Regions from separate parts of the Homo sapiens genome. Here region 2 is linked to region 1. A link is a loop called in an ENCODE intact Hi-C map of the cell type or tissue named here. Cell type or tissue: IMR-90. All regions are shown on one strand. Each heading gives the region's core, and the rest is flanking DNA. Links, peaks and the distances in the headings are about the cores only.

The links. Peaks named below come from ENCODE experiments on the same cell type or tissue, not always from the same donor. Only the 100,000 strongest peaks of a DNase experiment are listed, where the experiment ranks them.
Region 2: a loop joins it to region 1, with 4 times the contacts of the local background. A loop is called at or near these places in 8 of 110 quality-filtered maps.

What each region holds. Positions count from the first base shown.
Region 1 is chr3:64,459,030-64,469,841 of GRCh38, forward strand. LOC105377123 (a long non-coding RNA gene) reads right to left here. Exons shown (of 8, transcript XR_940913.3): 6 at 261-375. Among named protein-coding and RNA genes, the nearest start is that of PRICKLE2-DT, 19 kb to the left of the region's middle. In IMR-90, for the core only: a CTCF peak has its summit at 4,705 (motif pointing left); DNase peaks (open chromatin) are centred at 2,042 and 3,372; H3K4me3 peaks cover 680 bases; H3K27ac peaks cover 1,994 bases.
Region 2 is chr3:64,399,542-64,410,353 of GRCh38, forward strand. No RefSeq gene overlaps it. Among named protein-coding and RNA genes, the nearest start is that of PRICKLE2-DT, 40 kb to the right of the region's middle. In IMR-90, for the core only: no CTCF peak of the experiment used is centred there; a DNase peak (open chromatin) is centred at 6,060.

The DNA of each region.
Region 1 (10,812 bases), core at 1,582-9,581:
TCACAATCACGGCAGAAAGGCCAAAGGCACTTTGTACATGATGTTGGCAAGAGACAATGAGAGCCAAGCCACAGCAGAAGCCCCTTATAAAAACATCAGATCTCATGAGACTTATTCACTATCATGAGAATAATACGTGAGAAACTGCCCCCATGATTCGATTATCTCCCACCAAGTCCCTCCCATAACATGTGGGGATTATGGGAGCTACAATTCAAGATGAGATTTGGGTGGGGACACAGTGAAACCATATCACCCACCTTTTGGAGGATTCTGAGGATGCCAGACGTGAAAAGTGCCTGGCACAGTGCTTGGTATGTAGGAGGCATGGGATGAACTGTGTTAGCCAGTGGCCTGCACAAGCTTATCTTCACCCTGTCAAATAAAGTGAGTCTTAATTAACCATATAATATGTAAAAAGATAATTACACATTTGGAACTTTTGCTTTAAGGCAGATTCACTTTGTTTAGCCCACACAGTGCTTCTTAAAAACACTTCAAATTAGTTGCCAATATTTTAACAACAGGAGATTCTACACAAATTCTGGATTTCTGGCTATTTGAAAAATCAACAGATCTGGAAGCCCTAGGCCACCATTCTCTGGCTCACTGTGGTTCCTGGGCAAGGGATGTAGCTGTGTCACCTGCTGGCCCATGCAGCATTGAATCTGTAACCTAGACCCTAATGTATAAACTGATTTTTATAAATAAAAATACATACATGCATACACACGGAGAATAAATGTATGTGTGTGTATGTGTGTGTGTGTATGTATTCCTTAAGTCCCATGTCTCTTTGCTTCATTATTTCAACATCTTTTCTTTTTAAAAAAATTCACTTTGATTCCAGATTCATGACTTTGGTGTCTGATTCAACAAAACTGGTCTAAAAGCCCTATTGCACCATACACCCTAGAAATGTGGATGAAACTACAATTCCCCTAGTTTAACCTCTCATTTTACTCATGAGGCAATACGGCTAATACGTGGCTAAAAATTTTAGCCTTGAAAGGGGCCTCAGAAATTAGCTAGTCTTTGTAAAACCCTCGTTGTTGCTAGAAACCTCAGAGATTTAGGAAACCTTTTTGTTATTTGATTTGATTTTTACAAAAACAAAAAACAAACAAACAAACAAAAAAACCCAGGACCAAAAACAAAAAACAAAGGAATTCAAACATTTAATTAGTCATGTTAATTTGTTTTCCTTTCCCTCCAAGCAATCTCCAGGCATTACTAAAATGCTCCCAGGTATTTCCTAAAACAGGTTTACCTCCACCCAGCCCTGTGAACCTCAGCGTTGTCTTGTATCAGTTGCTAGGTAACTGAGGAAGATTTATGCACATCTATTGTTAATTTTAAAGACAATTTTCAGCTCTGCCATAAACATCAGTAGAAGCAGACACCACACTTGCACTGAGACATTCCTCTAGCCTTCCCTGAGATGGGGCATTCCAGGGCATGTCTACAAAATCCAAAATATTCTGGTTTTTTTTTTAAAAAAAAAAAAAAGGAAAATGCTGGTAAATTCCCAGCTGTCTGCAAAAACAGTTCAGCAAATTTGAGACATTTGGGCCCATCTCCAGTACCCTCTTGTGCCAAATCTATTATAAGTTTTATTCAAAGAGTATCATCTGCCCTCCCAGTTTGCCTGCATTTAATTGTGCATTTCAAGTTTGCCCAAAATTTAATATTGTGCTTCTCTCCCCCATTCTTTCCAGCAGCACCAAAATTTAGTCTTCTGTATCCCAGAAGCATCTGCAAAATTATTTCTCAACCCAGTGGTTTCATTACTTTTTAAAGGGTTCTTGTTAAGCCCAACAACCATTTATACTGGTTTTGACCAAATGTATGGATTTTGTTGCCACTGTTTGGGTAAGTGATGGGAGGGACCCAGTTTATATGATGGGCACCCAAACCAATGTTTTATAGAGTGATCATAATTATAATGACCCTTGGCTTGTGGGAAGCAGTTCATGTCTTACTACAAGCTTCCCGGGGCATTCCATCATCAGATTCTCACCACAACCCCGTAAGAAGCATGTTTCGTGGCATCGTCATTCTAGCTTAGATGACTTCCTGACTTCAACACTGCTAGCTGGTGGTCTGGCCTTGCCTCCTCCTAACTCATCCTCTATACAGTCTCCAGAGAGGTCGTTCCAAATGGAAACCCAAACATGCCAGTCTCCTACTTAAAATCAGCCTGATGTTTCATGGTTCACATTTGCAACATGGAAGAGAAGGGCCTCTGTGATCTAGCCCCTGTCTAACTCTTCAGCCTTATCTCCCGTCACTCTTCCCTCACATTTTTTATCCCGGCTGTGCTGCCTTTTATATAGTTCCCTGCACACCATGCTGTCTTCTTGTCCCTGGGTCTTTGTTCATATGGCTTCCTCTGCCAGAGATACCCCACCATGTAATTATTACACTAATGCCCAATACCAAAGCATTCTCTGACCCCATCTCTGTCTCACACCTGAAGAGTTAGATGCACTCTCCTGTGCTTCCAGAATACTCAACGCATATCTCATCAGTGCATCTATGGAATTACTTTATAATTATCTGTTCATCTGTCTGTCTTCTTCTAAACCTAAAACTAAGTGTTTGAGTATTTTCCCAGGGAGTGCTTATACCATCTTCTTCCTCTGAGTATCTCCCAAGCCTAGCACAGTGCCCAGCACATCATGAGCATTAGTTGGTGGCAGGAAGGGAGTAAAAGGGAAAGGGAGGGAGATCATAAGAGGGAGGCCAATAGCACCATTGGCCTGATTCCACAGATAAAGCAGCCCAGCCTCCAAGAAATTCAATGACCCAGGCAACACAATTAGCAAGTGGAATAGCCAGCATTTGAATGGGAGAAAGATCCTTAGAAATAAGTGAACACAGGCCGGGCGTGATGGCTCACGCCTGTACTCCCATCACTTTGGGAGGCCTAGGCAGGCGGATCACGAGGTCAAGAGATCGAAAATATCCTGACCAACATGCTGAAACCCTGTCTCTGCTAAAAATACACACACAAAAAAATTAGCTGGGTGTGGTGGCATGTGCCTGTAATCCCAGCTACTCAGGAGGCTGAGGCAGGAGAATCACTTGAACTCGGGAAGTAGAGGTTGCAGAGAGCCGAGATAGCACCACTGCACTTCAGCCTGGCGACAGAGCAAGACTTTGTCCCCCCCCCAAAAAAAAAAGAAAGAAGTGAATACATCCTTTCATACAGCGGAGAGAGCTTCTGTTTGCATACCTGCAGGGATGGGCTGATCACTGCCTCTCCAGGCAGCCATTTTCATGGATGGTCAGCTAGGCTATGAAACAGTTCATTCTCTGGAGGTGCCAAAGCCAGTTTCCCAGTGATTCGCATCAGCCCGGTTTCACTTTTGTCTTCTGCTGTTAGACATTTCCTCTTGTCAGAGCAGAAACCTCAGACTTCATATTCTGTGGATAAATCACCCTCGAATTGCTCCCCCCTTCCTCAATCACCGCCAAAAAATGCAAAAATAACCAGATTCTTAGCCTAAACACAAGCACTTTCCATGTACTATCTAATCCAAACATCCCAAAAACACAAGTTTAAAAACATGCTGGAGATCACACAGCTAAAAAGTCACAAATCAAGCCTAGACCCCAAGGGGTCTAACTCCAAGTTCATGGACTTAACCACCTCACAATATTCTTGCCTGTCTGAGCCCTTTAGCTATTCAGCAGTGAAAAGCTAAGCAGATTAAAAGCACATAATTCTCTCTCTCTTTCCCTCTCTCTCTCTCTTCCTCCCCTCCCCCTCTTCCTCCCTCTAATACTGGGTTTATGAAGACCTAGCAGACCTCTCTCCTCTGAGGATTATTTTTCAAAATGAGTTTCTTTCTCATCCCCCCTCTCATCCCAAGCCCCATCAGAGGAAGAAAGATCGCTGGGCTGCTGGCTGTGCACATACTGTGTTATTCATGGGGTACGCACCAGGATGGGCCAGCTCATTAGGTTCAAAGCCTCAAATTAATTTTACATTACTGTCCCCAGAGGTGAAAGGTCATTTTTTATCTTCTTAGCCTTATCCACCACCCGGGATGAAATTGGATCTTTAGGAAGGAGGGGACCCTGCTCCCTATTGTACCAGCTGTTGATGCTTCTCTTCTTTGTTGTGAGTGAAATCGCACACACAGAGCTGAGATTTAAAACACACACACACACACACACACACACACACACACACAAACAAAAAAAACACCAGAGGTGGTTTTTGTTGTTGTTGTTTTGAGGCAGGGTCTCACTCTGTTGCCCAGGCTGGTGTGTAGTGGCATAATTATAGCTCACTGCAGCCTCATACTCCTGGGCTCAAGTGATCCTCCCACCTCAGCCTCCTGAACAGCTGGGACTAGAGGTGTGCACCACCACACCTGGCTAACTTTCAAACTTTTTGCAGGGATGGGGTCTCGCTATACTGCCCAGGCTGGTCTTAAACTCCTAGCCTCAAGCAATCCTGTTGTTTCTGCCTCCCAAAGTGTTGAGATTACACACTGAGCCATTGCATCTGGCTGGCGTTGTTAAGTAGGAACATTTTGTAAATTACGGAGCAGAGTAATGATTGAGAGGCTGGTACTGAGTGTGTTGAGAAAGCTAGAGACTGAAACGGACTGCTATTGCCAGGGTGAAGCTGATGCAAACTAGAAGGTGGGAGGCCCTCTTAAATCCTTCAATTTTGCCTTCTCCCTCTGGTGCCTCCTAGTGGCAGAACCAAATGTGGCACCAGCTGGTCGGGAGAAATGGCAGCCCCAACCACTGCATCACAAAACAGTGGTTCGTGGGCCCTGGGGTGAGGGACAACAGCTTAATAATTGGTACTTGCAATCATGTCTATATCAAAGATGTGTTTTAATAACAATTAGGCTGGTTCATGGAGGCTCTGGTGGGTTTGGAGTGGCCCACGTTCATGGGACGTTCCAAGCATGGTCCCAATAACCTCCCAAATGATGAGAGGAGCCACCCCCCAACAGAGAGAGGCTTGGTTTCCAGGTTGGGCTGCCCCAGTTAGACTGAGCTGGATCAAAATTGCAGGGTAGCCCTGGCTGGATCAAAATTGCATTGACGAGGGGAAGAAAGCAGCATTGAACCCTGCCTGCTTGTATTCACAGTAGCTATTGTCTCACCCACAATGGTGTAATCAGAGTGAACACACTGACCAGTGTTTGCTTTCCCCCTCCCCAGCCTTCTCCCAACATTTTCTCCCAGCTCGATGAAGAGGTTTGGCATTCAAAGGATGGGGATGGTGTGTAGTACCGCAAGAGTGATGGGCAATCCCTGGGGAGTAGAGGAAACAGAATCTTCTCTTCATAGCTCCAAGAGCTTCTACACGATGGATGCCCTGCCGAAGGATGAGTTGCCATGCAGCTTTGGAAGACAATACTGTCAGAAAGAGGCAGAATCTTGCCCTTTCCCAAAGCAATGCCCATCAAAAATGCCCCATGAATATCTTGGAGCCAAGTGGCATTCCTTAAAGACAGCAGCTGCCAAACAGCAGGAAAAAGGTCAAGGTAGAAAGGTGGGATTTGGGGGAAGAAAGCAAAATAGAGCCTCTGCAGTTTTAAAAATCAGCTTAATTTCCAATGATATTCACCAGGAAGCTTAATAGACTTAATAGACCCTATAAAGCAGGGCAAAGGGGTTCCATTTATTACACATCATGCTTTCAATTCAGGACTGTTCTTTCTCAAGAACAGAGACTTGGTGGGGCACCCACACCACTAGAGATTAAAGCCCCAGAGTACAACTGAAGACCAGAGCTGGCAAAGAAAGGACTGCTCTAAATCAGGACCCAGCAACCATTCTGCCCACAACTTTTCTGAGTTGAACTGGCCTTGCAGAGGAGGGCAGTGAGTTACCAAATAGCAGCTTGCCAGCCGAACAAGCCCACCTTATCCATTCTGGCCTGGAAAGGGAGAGAAGTTAGAGGTTAGGTCTTTTTGATTTTGGTGGAACACCAATGGCTATGTATTGGGCATCCCTAGCTGGCCAGCTGGTAACTGGTTCTTAGATCTGGTTGAGCTCTGCCCTATAAGGTTCGGTACAGATGTGAAAAGGCTGGTTCCTGGCTTAACATCGGACACAGGTACCCGCAGCCCCTTCAAGGATGATGCAATGAGAACCTGTCATTTTGACTTCTCAACATTCTTTATACCGTCTTCCGGTAAGAGCACCACAAATTCCTGTGGGGAGCCATCTCTTCTTCACTTTCAGCCCTATAACTAAGTGTGGTGCATTGAAATGGATTTTAGGATTTTTATTGAAACCGTCAGGAAGAAAAGAAATCTCTTTTGGTGGCAATGGAAATAGTTTATGCATCAGTCAACTATGGCCACAACAATGCTATATAAAGAGCCCTCATATAGCTCAGCCCCACGTATCAGAAAGTGTTTATTATCATGCTAACAATTTCTCAGATTAGCTGGCATGCCTCTGCTTCCAGCTGCAAGCCTGCATTCAAGTGAAGCAGCTTCTCTCTAAATGTCTTTTTTTTTTTAAAGAGGCTACCTGCAGCATATCCTCATGGTAATTCTACAAGCACAAGAGAAAGCATATGGAAACAGGCAGTTCCTCTTAACACCTAGGCTCAGAACTGGCACGCTGTCATTTACAACCACATTTCTTTGGCCAAAATAGAGTACATGGCTACACCCAACATCAGTGAGATGGCAAATGCACTCTACTGGTGGAAGAGACTACAAAGTCACTGGCAAAAGGCAGGCATGCAGGATGGGTGAGGAGTTGGGAAAAATCACGCATTCACCCCCACAGTGTAAGCTGCCTTTGCTGGTGGCCATTTTGCTATGGGATGGGAAAAGTCTCCCTGAATGAAGCCAACAGGAAGGAAAGTAGAGGCAAGAGATGGAGACTGAGACTTGATAATATTGTTCAAGTCCTTGAATCCTGCTATGTTCTGACTTTTCAATTAAATAATTAAGTCTGTTTCAACTGGTGTCTGTGATTTGCTACAAAAAGACACCTCACCCAACTGTATCAGTCAGCAAACAAGGAAGGTCTAGAGTGTCAAGTCTGAGAGCCGTGGCAGGATTTGAAGGGAAGGCAAGATAGAGCAGCGCGTCCTGCAGGAAGAGCCTAGAAAGGTGGCCAGAGGCAACTGTACGTGGGTTATGGAATGTGGCTGTGCAGGGTGCCCTTGGAAAGCCAGCTGACATGAAGGAAATATGGAAAAGACACTGCATCATTTGAATATTCCGGATCAAAGGAATATAGGGGATCTTGTTTCTCCAGCATCTAATAGATACAAACAACACCAGTGTAGTCCACACTGACATGGCCCATATTGCATAACCCCAAAGTCAGAGCAAAAGTTCTGGAAAAGTGTCAAAGGACTTCTAGGAACATAAGTACTAGAATAAGTCCTTGATCTTGGGATTATTAAAAAAAGAACCAGAGGCTGGGCACTGTGGCTCACAGCTGTAATCCCAGCACTTTGGGAGGCCGAGATGGGTGGATCACTAGAGGTCAGGAGTTTGAGACCACCCTGGCCAATGTAGAGAAACACTGTCTCTATTAAAAATTAAAAAAAAAAAAAATTAGCTGGGCAAGGTGGCACATGCCTGTAGTCCCAGCTACGCAGGAGGCTGAGGCAGGAGAACTGCTTGAACCTGGGTGGTGGAGGTTACAGTGAGCCAACTCTGTGCCACTGCACTCCAGCCTCGGTGACAGAGCAAGACTCTTCCTCAAAAAGAAAAGAACCAGAGTTGGGTGTGGTTGGCTTATTCCTGTAAAACCAGCATTTTGGGAGGCCGAGGAAGGAGGATCACTTGAGCTCAGGAGTTCAAGACCAGCCTGGGAACATAGAAAGACCTCGTCTCTACAAAATGACATATTAAAAAAATTAAGCTTGGCATGGTTGTGTGCACCTATAGTCCTAGCTACTCAGGTGCCTGAGTTGCGAGAATGGCTTGAGCCTATGAGTTGGAGTCTGCAGTGAGATATGATAGTACCACTGCACTCTAGAATGAGAACTTGTCTCTAAATAAATAAATAAAAATAAGGAACCAAAGATTTCAGGGGAGCCGAGGAGACTTTTGGCTTAAGAGGAAGAATCTCTAGGACTCAAACATTTGAGGAGGCTTAGCAGCAACATTCACTACAGCCATTACCACGTATTAAGAACAAGCCATGTGCCAAGCACCAGCCTAAAGATTTGTCATATATTAAAGCATCCAATCCTGCCAATAAACCATAGAAGTAGGTATTTTATGTCCATTTTACAAATGAGAAAAATGAAGTCCGGGAGGTTTCAGACATCTAAGGGCCCTGAGCTGAACCTCTGTCCCGCCCCAAAGCTCTTGCAGTTAACACCAGGCTAGGAGCCTCCCTAATGGATGATTCTTTGTTCTGTCTGACCCTAGAGCTTGGCAGGGACCTTTTAATTAGTACTTCCTTCCTTTGCCCTTTTAATAGCCTTCCGTTCTTTGAAATTTGGGCCCAGCATCAGACTGGAGAGAAAAATATCCTCTCTGTCAAAAACTTTTCTACAGTCTCATTGTAGAGAGCAGTTGTGGCTTCCCCTGCCTGGCACCCAGTCTCCCTTTTTCTGGTAAGAGCAGCCAAGTTTCCTTTGAAAAATCACTTCCCCCAACCTTCAGTCTAGGTGACGGATGTGGGGCTGACCCTGCAGAGCTGATTCTATACCCCTGCTTCTCACCCCAGGGGTAGGCATCTGGGCCATAGTTGCTGATTAGTGCAGTCCATGACCTCAGACAGGCACAGTGTGGTGGGGTGGGGCTGTGTGTCCTCAGGGGCTCACCTTATTTCTGTGCCTCAGTCTCTTCACATGGGCATGTGGCGTGCCAGTCCAATGGGAATCTTTGCTAGGATTTTGTTGGGACTACTGAGAAAGTGGTTCTCTCTTTTCCTCTCTCTGGTGGGGGTGGTGTGCTATGGGATATGGGGTTGGACCTCTTAGTAGAAGGAAGATCTGATGAGTCCAGAGACAGATTTTTCTCAGCATTGTGTGAAGGCCTGGGCCTGGCTGTGGCTGTGGTCACCACTCCCCTGGGCTTTCCAGTAGCATGCACCAGTCATTCCCTTTTGTGGGAAGATCAGGGTTTTGTTTTTGTTTTTGTTTTTGAGACGGAGTCTCGCACTGTCGGCTGGGCTGGAGTGCAGTGGCGTGAACTCGGCTCACTGCAACCTCTGCCTCCCAGGAAGCAATTCTCCTTGCCTCAGCCTCCCAGTAGCTGGGATTGCAGGTGCCTGCCACCACTCCTGGCTATTTTTTTTTTTTTTTTTTAGTAGAGATGGGATTTCACTATGCTGGCCAGGCGGGTCTCGAATTCCTAACCTCGTGATCTGCCTGCCTTGGCCTCCCAAAGTGCAGGGATTATAGGCGTGAGCCACCGTGCTCCGTCGAAGATCAGTTTTAAATGGGGTCAGGACAGGGGTGGGGCAGCAGAGTAAAACGAGTGAGAATTGTTTGAATATCTTCAGACTTTAGCATCTTCTGGCTTTTCTCTCCTCTTTTAACTCATGAGACACATAATTAGTAAACTAGGACATGGGAAGAGAAAAGGACAAACCTTTATGGTGTAATTTTCTTCCTCTTTCTCTTCCTTTCATGCATCATGCAAAAGAACACAGCCACTGTGGTACTATACACACCTGGGCATGAAGCTCAGCTCAGCCACTCCCCAATTATAAAAACATGGACAGATGGACAATTTTTGTAAACCCCTGGGTCCCTGGGAAATAATAATATTAGCTTCAGTCTTATAAAATGGACATTTTTATAGATCAAAAAAGTTGTTGAATATTGACAATTTCACATCACCCTAACAGGGCCCACCGTATATAATTTTGTCAGCATTAAATGAGATGGTACACAGGCAGTTCTGATCATAATGCCTGGCCACAAGGTAATGACCAGTAAATATTAATTGCTAGTGCTACTACTAGGATGACAACAACCATGACTGCTAAGAAGTCAAAGCACAAACCAAAGGGAACAGAAAGAGCAGCCAGAGGCTTTCAGTGGTGGATTTTGGACTTGATTGCCAAATCTGCTTGTTTCCCCTCAAATCTTGCCCTTCAGGTGTTTTTTGTTGTTATTGTCTCCCCCAAGACGGGAAGCCAAAAGTTCATAAAGGTAAAACAGGAAACTCCACACCTCAGTGGCTCTATTATTTCTCCTACAAAGATGCTCTGGGATCCCCGGGTTGTCTAGAGTTCTGATGACTGGGAAAGAGGAAGATGGCAGGGAAGGAAGAAGGGATGATATTAGAATTGCCACGCATAGCTGGGCGCAGTGGCTCATGCCTGTAATCCCAGCACTTTGGGAGGCCGAGGTCGGCGGATCATGAGGTCAATAGATCGAGACCATCTGGCCAACATGGTGAAACTCCGTCTTTACTAAAAATACAAAAATTAGCTGGGCGTGATGGCGCATGCCTGTAGTCCCAGCTACTTGGGAGGCTGAGGCAGGAGAATCCCTTGAACCTGGGAGTGAGCCGAGATCACGCCACTGCACTCCAGCCTGGCAATAGAGTGAGACTCCATCTCAAAAAAAAAAAAAAAAAAAAGCCATGCATATTTTTAAACATCTTGATGTCAATAAAACAGTTTCCAAATCAGGGACAACTGGGGCACTTGTTTTGATCATGGGTTTCTCACCCACCAGCCAGGTATTTTGGTTAAAACAGAAGAGCATGTATTTTCTGAAAGGCAGCAATTAGATGAGTAGTTTATTCTCCTCATTTCCCAAAGCTTCAAGGTGTTATTCCTGAGTTATTCTAGCTATTCCTCTCTGCTTGGGGCCTTTGGAAATGTTCTTCCCTG
Region 2 (10,812 bases), core at 1,896-9,895, 59 kb before region 1:
GGTTCTCAACCAAATGAAGAATTCTAGGGGTGCAGCTGAGATAGAGGAGATGTTGCTACAGACTGACACACACATCCCTGCTGTCTCAACCTTGAGGCCAGTTAAGGGCTCACAAGTAGAATAAAGGCTAATCAGCCCCATGAAGCATCCCTAAATTTCAGAGAGATAGCAACTTGTTACAAAATACCAGAGTGGTAGGCTTAAGGAAACAGCCATAGGCATATGAAAATAAGTCTGCTCCTCTTCCCATATTTAAAAGTGGTTGGAAAATTCTTAAAGATAACTCTGCTGTTCTGATGTCTCTTATGGTGCAGCGACCCAGGGGAGGATTTCAGACTGACATAAGAAAGAATGATCCAGTGGTCACAGCTGACCAATGATTATGAGCTTCCATCTCTCAAGGTAATCAAACAGATTCTGGATGATTCCTTAGGGACGGAGAGAAATCTCAAGATTCCAGCTCCAGAAGGAGAGTTAGTCTACATCAGTGGTTCTCAGAGTTTGAGACTTCACAGATCAGAAAAACATCCAAAATAATTTTGGGAAATTACATAGGGTTTAAAGACATTTATAAAAATGATTATTTAATATGACTATGACTTCTTAGAAGAAGAGAGTGTTTAAAGCACATTTAATGGCCAGGCATGGTGGCTCATGCCTTAATCCCAGGACTTTGGGAGGCTGAGCCGGGTGGATCACTTGAGCTCAGGAGTTCGAGACCAGCCTGGCCAACGTGGCAAAACCCTGTCTCTACTAAAAATACAAAAAAAATGAGCCGGATATGGTGGCTGGTGACTATAATCCCAGCTACCTGGGAGGCTGAGGCAGGAGAATAGTTTGAATGGGGAGGCAGAGGTTGCAGTGAGCTAAGATTGCACCACTGCACTCCAGCCTGGGTGACAGAGTGAGACTCTGTCTCAAAAAAAAAAAAAAAAAAAGAAAGAAAGAAAAACACAGGAACAAAAACAAAAACAGGCATCATTATTCTTTACATTGAATGAATGGAGATGAATGCACTTCACAACACTTAATCTTCACATTTTGTTAAAGTGATCCAACAAAAATATTATAACAGAGCAGCACTTGCTTATCCATTACCTTTGCAGAAACTTTCTTCAATAGTCAAAAATGTTGATAAAGCTATCTTCATGTTGGAGAAAAGAAAAGATCCCATCCAATCCGAGTGTTTGCATTTGAACATGTTTGAGCATTTGGAATCAGCAGAGCAGAAGGTTTTGAGAAGGGGCAGAAACAGCACCTGTTGTCTTACCTTCCTGCTCCTGGAGAAGACAGTGCACCATGCAGGGCAGCACTCCCGTACAGGATATCTTAACTTGGGCCTTGTGGTTTAACTTAAGAGACTCCCTGAAAACTGAAAGCTAAATTAGGTGTAGACTACACTTGTTTGAGCATGTGCAGAACTTCCAACAGGTTCACAAAAGGGCCCATGAACTCAAAAATGGAAAGGCGCTGATATAAAAGGATGAATTCCAAAATACATGTTATTGGAACCTGTAGTAGATTGCAATACTGGTCCCAATTTTCACACCTCCCTGCATCCACACCTTTACTCATCGTGGCTATCATTCATGGAGTATAACTACCACTCCTTCCTCACCTTTGACTTGGCCTCATGACTTGCTTTGGCCAACAGCAAATGGGTGGAAATGACAACGTGCCAGTTCCAAATTTAGGCCTTTGGAGGCCTCATGTTTCCCAGCTTGCTCTCTTGTGCCTCCATCCCTGCCAGAAGGTGAGCACACCCTGGGTGGTCCCAGGAAGAGGATGAAAGATGTGAGAAGCACAGCCACTCGGCCAATCCACAAACTCACAAGTGAGAAATAAGTGCCTAGTTTTGCACACCACTGAGATTCTGAGATTAGTTGTTACACATCCTTACAATGGCAATAGCTAACTGATACAGGACCCAAATTCCAGAAGTTTCCTAGAGTAGAAGAGGGTGAACTGATGCCATTACGGCAGAGTAGAAGATAGTGATAGGAGATGCAGTGCAGCTTCTTTCTCCATCTCATTCCCACCCAGCTTCTATACAAGCTCTCTGGATCTTTGCCTAGTCACTGGCTCTAATAGCAAGTTAAGTCCCCTCTCCTCAAGCAAAGAAAAACAAATGAGCTGAGTCTTCATATTCAGTTATTTTGGTCGCTGAACTCCAATAGATGTGTGAGTTTTTCAAATATTTGCAGATTATCTTTTTGAAATCCACCTTTAATCATTTTTACTTGTAATTGTTCCAGATATTTTATAGCCTTGCCTACCTCAGCAAGCAGAGCATATAGCACACAGTTATAATTTTGTTTTAAAAGGCAATGTGGAACACAGGCTATTGAAATAAATCTAAAGTCTACAACTGAATAATTTTTGACCTTGTGCAAGACACTTAGCCTCTATCAGCCCATTTCTTCATCCACAAAATGGGACTCTTACTTATTTCACAGAGTGATAGAGAAGATTAAATGAAGTAATGTATACATTACTTGGTTATGGAAGGTGCCCAGAAAATTGCATGTTGCTGTGCTTCTCGACATGGACTTGAGTTGCAGTATGGAGACACCAGTCAGGGCAGGGGCAAGAGCTCAGGTTTCAGAGTCAGAACTGGATTCTTATCCTGGCTCTGCCACGTACCAGTTATGTTGAACAAGCCACTCACCCTTCTGAGCTTTGGTTTCATCTTTTGAAAGTGGTAATTTTAAAAACAAAAAGCAAACCCAAAAAATTCAGAGGTGTTTGTATCATAAAATAATATATGTAAAATTTTAAAAACTGTAAAGAGCCAGGAAAATACAACGTTATTCTTATTCCTGGATGGGCCACATGTACATGTTCAGGGGGCACTTCTGTTTTAATAGTGCTTTAAAAAAATTATATATATGGAGAGAGAGCCAGGATCTCGCTCAGTTGCTCAGGCTGGAATGTAATGGTGTGGTCTTGGATCACTGCAACCTCTGCCTCCCAGGTTCAAGTGATCCTCCTGCCTCATTCTCCCAAGTAGTTGGGACTACAGGTGTGTGACACTACACCTGGCTAATTTTATATTTTTTGTAAAGATCAGGTTTTGCCATGTTGCCCGGGCTGGTCTCGAACTCCTGGGCTCAATCTATCAGCCTGCCTTAGCCTCCCAAAGTGCTGGGATTACAGGCATGAGCCACCATGTCCAGCCAATGGTGCTTAATAAGTGAAACTTAACTAATGATGCTTAATAATGGATACCTAATAAATACTACTGAAGTCTATTTATGAAAACCCCTATGAACTTAAATGAGATCCATTTATTAAGAACTGGCCAATCGAAAGTGAAAATGCAATTTAAAGAAGTATTATAAGAGAGTGTAAAACTATATAGTTCTACTATTTGCAATATTATAATTAACATTTCTTTTGGTGTGAAGAGATGATGTCTATGAATCCATATCCTAGAACATAAAAGAGTGAATACAGGACTCAAAGTTTCCTCATTTTATGGGCACACAGAATGGGTGAACAGTGGCAGGGAGAGCAACTGCCACACACAGAATCAAGCTCAGTAAATCCCCACTCTGAAAACTAAGAACCACCATCTAAGTGAAGCCTTTACGTGGCTTGTAATCAAACCTGTCTCTGGTTCACATACTGAAATTTATTAAACATATGGGTCATCTTTCCGAAAAAATGTTCAATTTTATTATTTTCGCATAGCTGTGAGCTGATGTCGCAGGCTTTCCAACTGGGCATTGGCAGAGGTGGGATTCCAAAACATCTTTGCAGCATGGACTCTGGGGTCTGTGTGCAGAAACTGGGCTCTAGGATGAATGTCACAATTAGTTCCATGTGTGAGAAAGGGTGAGATATTATACATCTCTGCATTGTTCCTGCTGGATTTCTTGTTCTTTTCATCATCACATAGTTTTAAATAGCACCTTTGTATCCCTGCTGTGGGACTCAGATTCCCAAGGATAAACGAAGGGGCTGGAAACAAAATATGTAGATACACTAGGTCTATCAGGACCCTGGTAATAAATAGCCTAAAATCAGAGGATTCATCTGAATATGGACACAGGAGACTTTAAAGGGAAAAAAGTTAACACGTAACTAACAAATATCTTTTCCTGTGGTAAGAATAGTCTGATTCAGTCAGGGTGAGAGATATTAGAAAAAAAAAAAAAAAAAGGAAAAAGGAAAAAAAACATTCAGCCAGTTAGAAAAACTTCTTCCTATTACAGGGAAGTAGCAAGGGCCTTCTTTGTTAGCATGGACTCAATTTCAAGAGCAGAAATCAGGCACCAACCATAACAGCTAATAATACTTTCAGCTATTGCCGGGCACTATGCTACAGCCTTTACAGATACTATACATAATTTAATCTTCACAATAACCTCATAAGTATTATGAACTTCATCATGCTGAGAGGGAAATGGGGCCTTAATGAGTTTCAGTATCTTGCTCACAAACAGGTATCAGAAGTACCAGAAATTAAACCCAGGCCTGTCTAAAACCAAAACCTCCCCCAAATAATATCCACAAAGAGATTTGAAGCATCAATCTCTGTTCATCTGGAATCAGATATCTTAAGCACAAAATCAATTTTTATGGAAAAAAAAAAAAACTCCTAAAGGAGAAAGGTCTCACACGGTGCCCTCATCTGCTCAACCCTCTCACCACCACCTGCCAGTCTCTATGGGTTAGGGCTTAGTTTGAGAGAAATGTAGGTAACCAAAATCTTATGCAATTAAAACATTTATCAGTTCTGAACTGCCCATTATAAAATAGAAGTTTTATATTTATAACTAGTAAAATAATTTTTAAAATATTAATATTTTAAAATAATTTCTTAAATTTTTAGAAGACTTATACACTTAGTTTGAAAAATACCACATTAGACCCAGATTCTGGTCTCAGCTATGCCACCAAATATGTTTCCTTAGGAAAAGTCACTTACTCTCCCTATAAATCAATTTTCTTTATTGGATATACCAGGTACTTCCCAAGAGTATTCCGATATCTAAGATTCTATATAAGTCAAAGAAATAAAGGTAGTTTTCTCTGAAATTATTTAAGTAAAATCTTTTGTTTATTACGAGTTGAGCAATAGGGTCTGGGAAGAAAGGAGGTCTTAAATCTAGAAATTTCTCAATGCACTCTTGGAAGATGATGCATACTAAAAAAAAATTTAATGAGCCAAAATATAGTCTAAAGGTAACAGAGGCAATTGTTATTTAAAGACTAGGGACTTTCATACCAGGAATAACATGTTCGTGAAGGCTGACTTTGGTAAAGTGAGTTTTCTAAGCTTGAGGCACCAGTATCTCAGGCAGTGACAGCCAACTTTAGACGCCTCAAGGAGGCCACAGCATGCTAGCCAGGTGAGCTAACAGAGTCACTCTGGAGACTGCTATGAGAGAAGGAGTGCATTCAGGCTAACTAGCTTAACTGCAAGCAAGCAAGAGACTAAAGAAACTATCAGTACCATCCTGTCTCTTGATTTGACTATATCCCATGTGCTTCCTGGAAAACTAAAGCTGTGGAAGATACATCAACATGCTCACCCCCCAGATGGTTCACTTAGACAGACTCAATTGTCGTCTCTTAAGATCAACCTTATAAAAGTTTAACAAGAAATGTGAACTGACATTTATGGAGCATATGTGGGGCACACTGCATAGGTCATCTTATTTAATTTTTACAAGTGTACTCTAATCAGGCACATGGGTGTCAATGGGAAAGCTCTGGAAGGCCAGGCCAAGCTCTTGAGCCAGAATGAATCTCTTAAATGCCAGCATCATGATTCTGACTGATTGCCAGGTCCTCCATCCCTTGTTTGAAAACATAAACCCAAACATACAACAATAAAGATAAGCACAACCCAACAATAGTTACTTCTTTTTATACAGTGAGTTCCGGAGACAAAAAGATGCTGCACTGTTAGGATAAGGATGTTGCATAAAGAAAATTCCCCTAGTTTTCTATAATACACAGAGATCTTGGAGAGGTTTCCCTGCTATCTGGTGACCCAGGAAAGTGCTGAATACAAAGCTGCTGGCAGCTGGTTTAACTTATGCAATGCATTTCTTGACATGGTTCTCAAACATTGTGGAAATGAGAATGCATGTAACAGACTTGCCTGAACTTCATATTTCCCTTCTCAGTTTTCCTCCTGAGCCTCTCCCAGTGGCCTGGCTAAATTCCAGAAGCAAACAGTATCCTCATATGTTCCCATCTCTTTATTAACTTCTATAGCAATTACTTCAGATTCCTTGTCATGCCCTCATTTCATTAAAATCTGTCCATCAAGAGAAACACTGAGTAGCCCGCTTTTGCCCTGTACCCATCAGAGGTTTTTGCACTGGACCAGAAATTAAGCTCACAAATTGTGATGATTTTTACAACAGAAACTCTCCAAAGGGGAATTATGTGTTTCTGGAAGAATTCTGAGCATCTCTCTGACCTGACTACGAGACGGCTCACTACCAAGCGCATGTGAGAGCAGAATGGAAGGGAAACTGATGAAAACCACTTTTAAGTGTCTCCGAAAAAAAAAAACAACAAAAAAAACCTTTGATCTTTGTATGTCTGAAAGATGATGTACTTGGTCCTATCTTGTGACCTGGGAAGAAACAAACAGCAGGAAAAGAAACCTGAGATCTCATCTTCTAAATCAACATTCCACTTGGTTCCTCTATTTTATGAAAAAATGAAGGTATCCTAGAAGCTTCTCTTTTCTTTTCCTCCCCAAATATGCCAGCCTTTGATTCTCAAGCTATGATAAGATGGATGTGGAAGTGAAAAGAAGACTCTCATATACACATATTTGGACAAAAAGAAGAAGACCAAAAATGCCAGCCCTCATTTCTAGTCAACCAATAGAGAGGGGAAAGGAGCAGAGTGGAATATAGGAACGGAAGCTATTTTGAAGGTTTCCCATGGTTACAGCTGCTATGGAAATCATTTTCTTCTCTGGGGTTTTCAAAGATATCCAAGCCCAGCTTCAATCACGGTTTAAAGAAGGAGAACAAAGGTAGAACACGGACAGAAATTGCTTCTTTTATTTAAAGTTTTAAAAGGTTCCAAATTAGGATGGTTGGAGGTTGGGTACAGGCACTAATGGTAGTGGTAACCTCAAAAGACTCCATATCAGAGTTGCCCAGCAGGGGACAAAATCAATCTCTCATGGTCTGGAGAGAAACCTGCACTTTCTGGACCTAGACAGGGAAAGATGGATCTTTTTAAAGCACAAATCGAATCATGTCACTCCCCTGTGTAAAAGCGTTCAACAGCTTCCCGCTGTTCTTAGGATAAAATCCTTAATATCCATGACGGTCTGGTCCGGGCATCCTGTTCCACCTCATCTCTTTCTCTGCCTTGTTTCCTGCATGGCAGCCGCCCTGGTTTTCAGCCCATCAAATGTGGTAAGAGGCTTCCTGCTTCAGGGCCTTTGCGCCTGCTGTCGCCTCTGCTAGGGACACTCATGCTCCCTCCGCCCCATCATCTGGTCACCTTTCAGGTCTCACGTTCAATGGCACTTTCTCTGGCCCCTCACCCCCCAACCAGCTTGGTCAGGCCATCCTGACCTTCCCTATAGAGCACCTGCTGCAATTTATTTAATCTATAATTAGATGCTTCATGCTTCATGAGCACAAAGAAGTGGAGTAGAAGCTTCATGAGGGCAGGGACTAAATCTCCGCCTTCCCCTGCTGCACCCAGGCCTTTGTTCAGTGCCTTGCACGTGCACTCAGTAAATATTTAATGAATGAATGATTTAAGAGAATGTCACAGGTAGATTCTACCTGTCTCTCCCTCCCCAATGTCAACACATGGTATTTCTGTAAGCCCCAATCACCACGTCTACGGCATCTTTACAGGAGTCTCATAAATATGGACTAGAGCTACAGCTTAGGTAGGGCTTAGATTTTAAAGTCAGCACGCAATGTTAGGTCAAGTAGAGAGTGATCGACCAGGGGCATTTTGCCCCCAAGGGACATGTGGCAACATCTGAAGATATTTTTGGTTGTCACAGCCAGCATCTAGTGGGTAGACATCCAGGAAGCTGCCAAATGTTGTACAATGCACAAGAATGCTCCCACAATAAGAATTACCTGACTCAAAGTGTCAATAGTGCTGAGGTTCAGAAACTCTGGTGTAGAGAGAACATTCCCCTTAATGATCCATTTCAGAAATGATTTTGTAAATATTCCTCATGATCCACTTATGCCATCTTGCAGAGTGATAACCACCTCTCCTGGTCTATCCCAGCAGGTTTTTCTCCAGTGTTGAAACAGATGCTACTGCTTCAGTTGAAAACTAAAGAAAGTTGCTGGCTTGCACTAAAGGGCCATAGTGCATTAAAAAATATGTATCTTTAAACACTAACATCTCACTTAGCATGGCAAGAAGCCGACACCACCAGAGGCATTAAAAAACTGAAATCAACTAGAACTTGGAAAGTCATGTCCTTTCTGTCTTACTCACGCTGGGGCTAGGCACCTTGAGTAGAATGCCAGGCAAAAGTGTCCATGCATATCTAAATTATTAATTCTCTCTCACTGTCTTTCCCACAGGGATGAGTTGATTCAATGGGAACTCTCCTGTCACAATCTTGCCGAAAGAGCCAGCTTTCTCTCCACTGGATTCCCTCTATCCACATCCCCTAAATGCTTCCCACTTTCATGTAGGTAAAAATTCCACTATTAGAGATGCACTCCTTTGGATCCACCATTTCTCATATAAAATGAGCCCCTTAAAACGCAAATTTTCTTAGGAAATATAAATCTGCAGTAATTTTTATTTTAAAAACAGTGAGTAGCACCTTACCTTTAAGTAGAGAGGAGTTTCTTTTAACTCAGGAAATGAATTGGTATAAGAAAACTGGGCACCAAAAAGTGAGGGACTTTGTAGAAGGTGGGAAGTTGGATTGGCTTTATGGGGCCAAAAAAGAAGTCAAGAGTATTGAAAATAGTATCACCAGCTGTGTGACACAAGGCAAGTGACTTAACCTCTCTGTGTCTCAGTTTCCCCACCTATAAAATGGATTTAGCAGTGCCAGCCTCAGAAGGTTGTGGGTCAAGATCAAATTCCGTAATGCAGTAATACAGAACAGTTCTTGACCCATAGTATTCAATGAACAGTTTATAATTTTATTTAGGGCTGGCCATGATCCAGTTGAAAGAAGACTTCAAAATAAAGAAAAGAAAGCTGCTCGAGGAAGAATATCTACACATTGTACACACAGGTGGCATTCAATAAGCATGTGCTTAATGCTTCATTCATTCATTTACTCATTGCTTTGACCCAAATGCCTTAAACAGAACCCTAATTTTATACCCAGGATGGCAATAAATCTAGCTCAACTTCATTTCCTAATATCCCACACAGATGGTCATGTGACCACATTCTAGCCAGTGAGGTATATATAGAAGTCATGGGTGGATCTCCATGAAAGGAAGATGACTCAATTGAAACACTGCTTTCCCCTTTCCTTTTTCCTTTCTTTCTGCCTCAAACACAGTATAGTGATTGTGCAAGGTGGGGGAATGGGAGCTGGGCAGAAAGAAACCCTCTTGTCCCCTTGAGAATGAGAGGACACACTGAGGATGGATGAGCAGAGAGAGAAGCATGGGTTCCAGAGGAGGCATCAAGCTCGCATACAACTCCTGAATGCTCAACTGGCTGGGCGAGGTGGTTCATACCTGCAATCCTACCACTTTGGGAGGCTGAGGCTGGTAGATGACTTGAGCCCAGGAATTCAAGACCAGCCTGGGCAATATCACCAAATCTTGTCTCTACAAAAAATACAAAAATTAGCCTGGTGTGGTGGTGCACGCCTGTAGTCCCGCCTATTAATACTTGGAAGGCTGAGGTGGGAGGATCACCTGAGTCCAGGAAGTCGAGGCTGCAGTCACACCACTGCACTCTAGCCTGAGTGACAGAGTGAGACCCTGCCTCAAAAACAAACAAACAAACACACACACACACACACACACAACTAATTGCCATTTAAGCTACCCTTTGTTTTGAGAAGGTAGGGGTCTGTGTCACTGTAGCCAATAACTATACCGTGTTTATTTTACAATGTAGTGTCTATACCTGGTCATGTTTTTCTCATGGCTTCAACTACCAATCCTCAACTGTTGTCTTAGTCTGGTTTTTGGTGCAATAACAGAATACCTGAGGTGGTAATGATAAAGAACAGAAATTTAATTCCTTACAGCTCTGGAGATTTGAAAGTCTAAGATCAAGGCACTGGCATCTGGTGAGGGAGGGAGAGGGAGCACACATGAGCAACAGGGGGCCCAACTCCTCCTTTTATAAGGAACACTCTCCTGAGAGACGGCATTAGTCCTCTCACGAGGACAGAGCTCTCATGATCAAATCACCTCTCATTAGGCCTCACCTCCCAATACTGTTGCATAGGGGATTAAATTTCCAACACAGGCTTTTGGGGGGACACATTCAAACCATAGCAACTACCTTAACACTAAGGACTCTAATATTTTTATCTCAGGCCCTAGTCATAGTCTTAAACTAATCTAAGATAGGCCAGAATATCTCAATCAGAATGTCTACAAGTCACTCAACCCCATCTTATTCAAATTAGACTCTCTTTCCCCTCCCCACATCTTCTCTCCTCCTCTTCCTATCTTTCTTGTTTGAGGTATTCAGCATCACTCAGCTTCCCAATGGAGAACTTTTTCCTCTCTTTCAATCCTTCAATCGTGAATCAGTCACTGAATTTTCAGGATTCTTATCCTGAAACGGCTCACAGATTCAAGCCTCACACTGCTCCAGACTGGGCTATAAGAGGGGACAAGGGGTCAGGGGAAA